2 separate regions of the Mus musculus genome follow, and region 1 is linked to region 2. The links are chromatin contacts, found by Hi-C or POLR2A ChIA-PET in ENCODE. All regions are on one chromosome and are shown on one strand. Each heading gives the region's core, a stretch centred on a gene start or an enhancer-like site at or near the end of the contact. The rest is flanking DNA. Distances are from core to core; before and after follow the strand shown.

Region 1 (4,192 bases), core at 1,494-3,993, 49 kb after region 2:
TGCATCCAAGCAAAGAGTCCAGTTTCTTAACCTAGTCTAAAAGACACCTGTATCCAGAAATGCCAAAGCTGGAGACAGACCACGGCCCTTTCTGACTGACACTCACTTCTTAGGTGGATTCTGGAAAGAAGATCCAAGCCTTTGCCAGGTGGACCGCTTACTATGTATAAACAAAAGAGGGTTTACAAACCCACACCCCTAAAGAAAGAGAAGCACCTCCAGGCTCCTGCCGGCAATTACCTTGCTTAATAGGACATTAACGGGCCCTGGGCTGCTCTGCCCTACTCTGTTTGTTTATGTTCTAATGACTTGGGGAGCAGCTTTTCTGTTGTTAAGACTCTCAGGGCTTCTATTTGTAAGCATTGTTTACAACAGATGAAATTCCATCATTATGCATTTGAACTTGAAACGTGGCGGGATAGTTTTTAGTGTGGTTGTTTCTTTTGTTTATAACATCTAATTTCTTCAAGTTTTTCTTTTTCAGGTTGAAAACTGCTACATGCAAGATCTTAATGGGAGAGGCAGGGTTCTGCAAGTGATTTATTTAAGCTGGAATAAACCATGAATGAGCTGGAACTACTTGGGAGGGGGGAGGAGAATCTGCAATTGAGCCTTCCTGGTCTATTTGGAACTCACACTGTTGTTAACCAATTAGGGAGGCAAGTGTGGTCTTCTTGAGACGCTGGACTATTTACAGCACCCATGTTTAGCATGGATCCTCTGTTATGGAGTCCAGGAATCCAAGTTCACAAATTTATACTGTTAATATGGAAAACAGCCACAATGATGTATACTACGGAGATCTTGTTGTTTTAGTATCAGAAATTAGTTAAAACGGAGAGCGTTAGCACCCAAGCTTGTGGCCCTCAGGCTCCTGTGAGACTGTTTGGTCACTGAGGTGATAGTGTGGAATGGCCCCTCCAGCACCCTCTCAAGGCTAAGTGTGAGAGTTTTCACTGAGTGCTCTTCAGAGTGCATTTCTATACAATTTGGTTTTCCTGAATGAAGCCATTCTGGCTGCTATGGCTCAGGGTGCCGGGAATCTAACAGGGGCTACTGGACATAAAGCAGCACGACAGAAGGAGTATCCTTCTTCCTCCTGACATTGGGAATTGCAGAGCATTTTATATAAGGTGCCTCTAAGCTGCTGGAAGACAGAGTCCAACCCTGGACTGCATGGGGTGACCGCTGCAATCCAGAGAACTGCAGTGTTCTGTCCTGGAGAGCCAAATGACTTCCCCACCCACGGTCTCCAGGCGGTCCCAGGCAGAAGCTCAACAGTTTGGCTGGTTCAACCAATGGTGGAGGGAGGGGCTGGGTGGGAAGAACAAAACCCTTCAACGCTCCAAACCTGACAGGTGTCGGGTTTTTTTTTGTTTTGTTTTTTTTTCAGGTCCTTGTGGTGCCCCGGGAAGTGCAATGGCCAGCTGCAGTCCCAGGAGGCTAAGAGTTCTCTGTCGGTGTTGGGGGTTGGGAATGCAGGTGTGTGTGTGTGGGGGGGGGGACGGACACGACTAAGGAGGTCAGAGGTTTCCCACTGGGAGCTTTGGGGTTAGCATTCTCAGTCCAGGCCCTAGGAGGGGTACAGGGGTGTGACGGGTCCCTTATCCAGGGTCTCAAACAGACGCACCCTGGAGACTGGTATCACTGCCCTTAAGCCCTTTTCTGGACCGAGGGCACCGTCCGGCTAGCCGCTGGCCGCAGGGAAAAGTAAACAGCCCAAGTGTCTGGGAACAAAGGCAAGTTGTCTTCCAAGGTGCTGGAGCCCAGTGCCTCTCCTGAAGAATAAGGGCTATCATTATTCGCTCTTTCTAAAAACCAAGTTTCCTTCTATGGGAAATACACGCCAAGGTGGGATTCCAAGGCTATGACTCACAGCGGCTGGCGGGGCCACACTCCAGCCCGCAGCTGCCCTGGTCCTTCGCCGAGCTGCTGCCGCCCGCGCGGTACGCGCCGCTGGAGCTAGGGGTGGACCTTGGTGCCCCGCTCCTGCGGCCCGGCACTCGGGAAAGTTGCGGGGCCGAGGAGACTGCTAGAGGCGGGGGCGTGGGCCTGGCAGCCCGCGGGGAGGTGAGCCGAGGACAGCGCCGCCCGCAGCCAGGAGCAGGGGCGGGCGCGGAGGTGGCGGGGGACACAAGGTGTCAGCTCCGGCAGCGGCGCCTTGTTCCGCGGAACGCGCATCCCTGCGCCCCGCAGGCCCTCCTCCCTACCCTCTTGGCCCCAGGCCGACCCTCCTGCTACCCGGGGAAACCCGACTCGCCGCCACGGGGTCTTCGCCCACCGCCCGGGTCGCCTCGTGCGCGCCGCAGCTCCCGGGAAGGGCGCGCGACCCCGGAGAGCGCGCGCCGCCCCCGCGCCCCGCTGTGTCCAGCTGCGCCCTAGCCCCACGCGCGACCCTCCCCGCCCCCGCGCGCCCTGGGGTCACGGCTCTTACCGCGCGCCCCGCGCTCCAGCCGCCGCCGTCCTCCGCGCGGCCGCCGCTGCCCACGCGCCTCCCGGGCCCAGTCGGCGTGGCCGGGTACGCGGCGGCCGAGGTCCCCGCAGGTCCCGCCGCCGCCGCCGCAGACGGTTATGGAAATGAGCCGATGTGTCTGGCGAGGAGCGCGAGAAACCCGTCAATCCTGTTTGCCATTTCCCCGCGGATTTCCGAGCCTGGCTCTGCTGGATGCCCCCGGGGCGAGAGGGAACCTGACAAGCGCGCTCCCCGCCTCCCTCCGCTCTGCCAGATCGCGGGGCGCCGCGCCCCCGCCCGCCCTGCCTCCGCCCCCGCTCCGCCTCCGCCCTCGGGGCCGCGCGGGCCGCTCCCGCCCGCAGCCCGGACCCCACGCGCGCAGCCCGCGGGAGGCAGGGGCTGCAACGCACGAAGCGTTCATCGCAACCTGCCCAGACGTCTTGTCTATTTTTTAGATTTTGCTTTAGTTTTCTTATTGTGTGTGCGTGTGATTTGAAAAAAAAAATCTGTGCCTTTCCCACCCCTTACTAAAGACTTTCTTCCCCTCTGTACAGCACACGGAGATGAGAAACAGATGTCAGAGCTGGACTGAGCCTTTGCGCTCCCCCGCCCGCTCGATCCCTTCCCCAGCAGCCTGGGTGTAACAAGGCAGCACTCATCCTGCGGCCACGTGAACTGGCAGCTACTGGGTGCGGATCCCCGTGGGGGAAACCTACAAGAAAAACAAACAGACAAACAAACAAAAACTAATAAAGAAGCTTGCCCTTGGTGGAAAGGCTGTGACAGGAGCTCAAGTCATTTTATTTTATAAATAGTGATTTCCCCCCCCTCTTCTTGTAGTGGATTCTATTGGAGTTAGTTTTTGTGTGGATTTTTATTGTTTTGTTTTTGAGACTGGGTCTCACTGTGTAGACCAGGCTGGACTTGAACTTTTAGAGATCCGTATGTCTCTGTCTACCAAGTGCCACCAAGCATGGCTGGGTTTTTCTTTAAAAGCAAAACAAACAAACCGCAAACACATTGATTCATAACTGCTGTCTGGGTCCCTCTGTCATGAAGAGGTCACTTCTGGTGCAAAGAAGGAAGAGGTTTAGAGAGGTAGACCGTAACAAAGCGCGGGTGGGGGAAGGGAGGCACCTGTGCAAAGTGTTAAGAACTGCTACTATGCCAGATGCGCTGAATGTGACACAGTTCTTTATAGCAGTGATCCTCCCGCCTGCAAGATCCAGGCCTCTGACTGCCTGGTCGCTGCGAATCCAGGAGGCGCACAGACTGCAAACCAGGGGGAGAGGATCAGCGCCTGCAGATTGAGCTCCATCTGATTTGCATGTTTATTTCCTAGAATTGTAATTAAATTTGTGTAATAAATGTTTTCCATTTCATTTGTACACTCAAAATTTGGGTGACTGACATGCAGCTAAGTGAATTTCCTTTTTTTTATTTTATGAAGTAAATGTGCCTTATTCAATAAAGTAGCAAATATTAACCATCGTCAGGACTAATCTATTTAGAAAGTGTTTCTATTGAACTCTGTGCATCAAAGACACAAAAATTCTTAGGGTATCAGGACACCAAGAGAACAATGCTGAAAACAGGAGGCCGTGGCCAGCATATTTCAGTTTTTCCAAAAGACAGTCCAGGGTTGCACGCCTGAGATTGGGCTTTCTTGGGTTCATTCCAAACCATGTTAAATTGCCCTGACTCATGCCAAGATGGGCATTAGATGATGATTTCGGAATT
Region 2 (4,141 bases), core at 1,380-3,879:
GCTCTTTCCTCTCCAGATGACTGTGGATTGTGTCAAGTTGACATAAAACTAGCCAGCAGAGGCTGTGTTTTGTCCCTTTCCTGAAAACCTGGATTAGACCAAGTTCAAAAGTAGTGGACTAAGTTCTTAAATGAAGGAAGTTTCAAGTAGGTATGGCAACTAGGCTGTGGCATAGTTACTGCTCATTGAATTTACCCAGATTTACAGTGTAAGATTGGGAAGCAAAGCAGAAAAAAATTGAGGAAAAGAAAAGTTCAGGTTGGCCAGGAAAGGAGCTTGAATTGGTCATGACTGAGAACAATATGGGTTCAGACAAAGTGACTGTAATTGTTAGAGATTGGAGCCATTAAGGAGAAGCCTCGCACTTTGCACTGGGATAAACAGAAAGGTACCTTGATGGGAAAAATTCCAATTTCATCCACTAAAAGCTTATTGTGTAGGAGTGTGGAACGACTTGAAAGGCTCTCACGGGGAAAACCAGTGCTAAACAGAGAGAGCTCCAGGGCATTTCTGTTAAGCAGGGCCACCAAGGGAATAGTTTCCCAGGTTCTGCCAGCCAGGAGCTCAGAAACCCATTGCATCTGTGGTTCAAGAGGGCCAGGCTGCATTCTGAGCTGGCAAGCAGATCCTGGCATTATCCACGTAGTGCTTGCTTTGAAGGCACACAATGGCAGGAGTGAGGGTGTCCTGGAGGCTCGCATCAAGGTCCCAGAGAGCCTCAGAGGACGAGTAATGTGCCAGGAGCTCTCACCCGGCTGTGCATGGAGCTGTCTAATGATGCATGGGTGATGCCTAAGTTCTAGTGGAGACCCCAGAATACTGAAAAGGCCAAATCTTGGGGCATCCACTGAGGAAAGCCGTAGGCACTGAGTACATGGCCCACAAGAGAGGCCTTGTGTGCTGCAAGCTATAGAACCCAGAGCTGCCAAGCCCACTAGAACCCAGATGGTTCCAGGACAAGCCCCAGGTACCAGACAAGGAGCAGCTGGGCTGGTGTCTGCCCTGTTGACCTTTGGCCTTGCTTTAGTTTGATTTGTCCTTGCTGTGACTCTCTCCCCTCTCTCGATGCAGGAATGTGTCCTGTGAACTGGACATCAGACATTCATAACCTGTTTACTTTACAAGGCCTCTCCATCAAGAAAGAGACTGTCCTAATCACGGGAAAGACTTTCCACTGCTGCTGGGCCTGATGAGACAGACATTAAGTGCTCTTACAGGGAACTGAATTCATTTCGAGTCATGTGATTGGGTGTCACCTGACAAGAGGTGAACACGTGAGTCTTTATTGACAACTGTATTGAATTAACACACATCTAGGTTACCAGTGAGTCATGTCTCAGAATATGTCTGTGAAAAGCATTTTCAGATAGAGCTAATTGGGTAGGGAAGACCCTTCTTGTATGGCAGCAATATCCCTTGAGCTGGTGTCCTATACTGACTAAAAGTAAACAAATCTGAGTGGTAGCATTTGTCCCTTTGTGCTCCCAGCCTATGAGGATGTGAGCAAGCAGCCATGTGTTCCTGCTGCCACCGCTGTGAACGACTCCCTCACCGTGACTTTCCTGCTACAAAGGACTATATTCTTAAACTGTGCTTCCGGACAAACCCGCCGCCCTCTCCCAAGTTGCTTCTGGCTGGGGAATCTAATGGCAACAACAAGAACACTAAATAATTCAGCAGGTTTTATTATTTTTTTATTCAAAGAATCGTTTGTTAGTTATTTAAAGTGAGATGTGACTGCTCATTCCTGTCATCCCAGGAGACGTGAGAGGCTGAGACAGGAGGATAGCTTTGAGTGGGTCCTGAACGCAGCAGATTGCATAGTGAGTCCCAGTTTAGCCTGGACTTTAGTCTGACCCGTGTCTGGGTGGAAGTGATTTCTTTCATAGAGTCATCCCACGGGCCACCCATCCCCAGCAGACAGGCAAGTCGAGGGCAATTTCCAAGGTAGAAGGTTCTACGGTATCTTAGTTATGTGCCCTCCTTTGCCCATGTTTGTGCTACATATTGCATCTGCGGCTTTTTCTCATATCAAAAACTCCCTCCCACCTACCCAATGTTATTTGTGTCCATTGTACTCAGACAGAAGAGCTGGGTACAGCTAGGCTTAGAGTCTGTGAGGCAGACAAAGCTCAGAGAAACCTGAGCCCTGACAAGGCTTACCCTTTTAGTGACAGTGGTTTCAAAATAATGAGTAAAATATGAGAATGATCAGTCATGCGGGGGGGGGGGGGAAGAGAGAGACTCTCAGTACCATAAACAAAGTGGGGAGTGGGGGTGCTGTAAGGAGGCACACGCAGTGCACAGTAAGCAAAGTTCATACTCTTCAGAAGGATGCGGATATAGCAGGCCAGAGAGGGAGACAGCTGCTCTGCCTCATCCCTCCCTCTGGCATAAACCACTGACCCCTCAGGCCTCTGCTCCCTCGCCCTACAGACCCAGCCCCTCCCCAGGTTTGTCTCTTGCTTTCTGTGGTAGATTTTCCACACAGGCAGCCCCAGTGATCCTTTTTCAAGGGCAAGGGAGATGGTGTTGGAACAAAGGCCTCCCCAGAGCTTGCATGTTCCTCACCTTGCCTGGCCAGTCCTGTGGTCAGTGGCCAGCCAGCTCTCTTACCCCACCCCCTGCCTCTGGCCTCCTTCTTCATCCTTGCATAAGCCAAAGCTAAGCTCGCACCTTCCACGCAGCAGCTGCCTGGGCTGACTCAAGTCCTGCAGCTCCCACAGTGACCATGATTCTTCCTGATTCTTTTCCTCACATTCCACAGTTAATCCATTGGCAAGTCTCAGCATGTGTCCCCGTTAAGGAGGTTAGTTCCTGAGCCAGGAACTCTACTCTCTGTGGCCACCACTGTGCCTTGTCTGGATGTCCACACCCTGCCTGACATCCTGCACCCTGACACAGAAGAACTTTCTTTTTAAAACATATGCTGGCTGGGAGTGGAGGTTTATGCCTTTCGTCCCAGTGTTCAGAGGCAAGAGGATCACTGCAAATTCAAGGCCAATGTGCACAACTTAGTGATAAGTCCCCGCCTCAAAACAAAAAGGACTGGCGAGATGGCCCAGCAGATAGAGGTAATTGCAGCTAAGCCTGACACCTTGAGTTCAATCTGTTAGCATTCTGTCTAAACTTCATTCCACAGTTACCTGGCAACAGCCAGGTAGGCCTGGCCCACTATAAAAGAGGCTGCTTGCCCCCTCCTCTCTCTCTTACTCTTGCTTCCCTCTTGCTTTTCTCTTGCCCTCTTGGGCTTTTCCCTTCCCCCTCCCATCCCCCTCTCTTCACAGGCTCATGGCCAACCTCTACTTCTCTTCTCTTCTCTTCTCTTCTCTTCTCTTCTCTTCTCTTCTCTTCTCTTCTCTTCTCTTCTCTTCTCTTCTCTTCTCTTCTCTTCTCTTCCTCCCCTCCCCTCCCCTCCCCTCCCCTCCTCTCTGCTCTTCTCCTCTCCTCTCCTCTCCTCCCCTCCCCTTCTCTCTCTCTCTCTCTCTCTCTCTCTCTCTCTCTGCTTTTCTCTGCCTCTACAACCCTCTTAACTCCCCACCCCATGCCCTGAATAAACTCTATTCTACACTATACCATCCTGTGGCTGGTTCCTCAGGGGAGGGGATGCCTTGGCATGGGCCCGCTGAAGCACCCCTGTCCCCCACACCTCACCACACCCCCATAGAACATATTCCCCCCTTTATCTTTTTATAATCATAATATTAGTGCCGTGACTCAGACCTAGAAACTGCAGGTTTGCATCCCATCCATCTCAGCCACCACAAGAGATCCATGCTTGCTGGTAAGCCCCCCCCCCCCCCATCATGCTAACACAATCCCCAGGCCTCACGTGGTGGAAGGAGAGAACTGACCCTAATGAGCTGTGTTCTGACTTCTACACACATGAGGTGACATGCATGTGTCCACAAACACATATACACCATGCAGTGGCATGCATGTGCCCACAGACACAGATACACACAAAGAAATAAAGGTGGTAAAATTGAAAAATAAATAAAGAGTAAAAAGAGAGCTGGAGTTATGGCTCAGTGGTAGAACACATTCCTCAGATGTATGAAGTCCTGAGTTCGATTCTTAATACCACGTAAAAAGTGAATTCAACATATAGAGAATGTATTGAGACTATCTTCATGCCAGG

What was found. A loop is a pair of places that touch in the nucleus more often than their neighbours do. ChIA-PET counts read pairs that join two places held with the same protein, here RNA polymerase II (POLR2A).
Region 1: a map of left cerebral cortex shows a loop between it and region 2 (4-fold over the local background). The contact joins the promoter of Sertad4 here to the enhancer-like site in region 2. A Hi-C loop is called at or near these places in 6 of 37 maps with a recorded cell type or tissue (Patski, gastrocnemius, left cerebral cortex and 1 more). POLR2A ChIA-PET finds 5 or more read pairs at or near these places in 1 of 5 experiments (Patski).

The regions. Positions count from the first base shown.
Region 1 is chr1:192,853,009-192,857,200 of GRCm38, forward strand. Sertad4 (SERTA domain containing 4) reads right to left here and starts at 2,744. Exons shown (of 4, transcript NM_198247.2): 1 at 2,435-2,744. It overlaps Gm15867 (predicted gene 15867), which reads left to right and starts at 1,920. Exons shown (of 2, transcript NR_131748.1): 1 at 1,920-2,070; 2 at 3,007-3,848.
Region 2 is chr1:192,804,247-192,808,387 of GRCm38, forward strand. No RefSeq gene overlaps it. Among named protein-coding and RNA genes, the nearest start is that of Gm31078, 25 kb to the left of the region's middle. Within about 2 kb of position 2,630, at least 1 of the 3 ENCODE cell types and tissues checked has a DNase peak (open chromatin) inside an H3K27ac peak, as active enhancers do.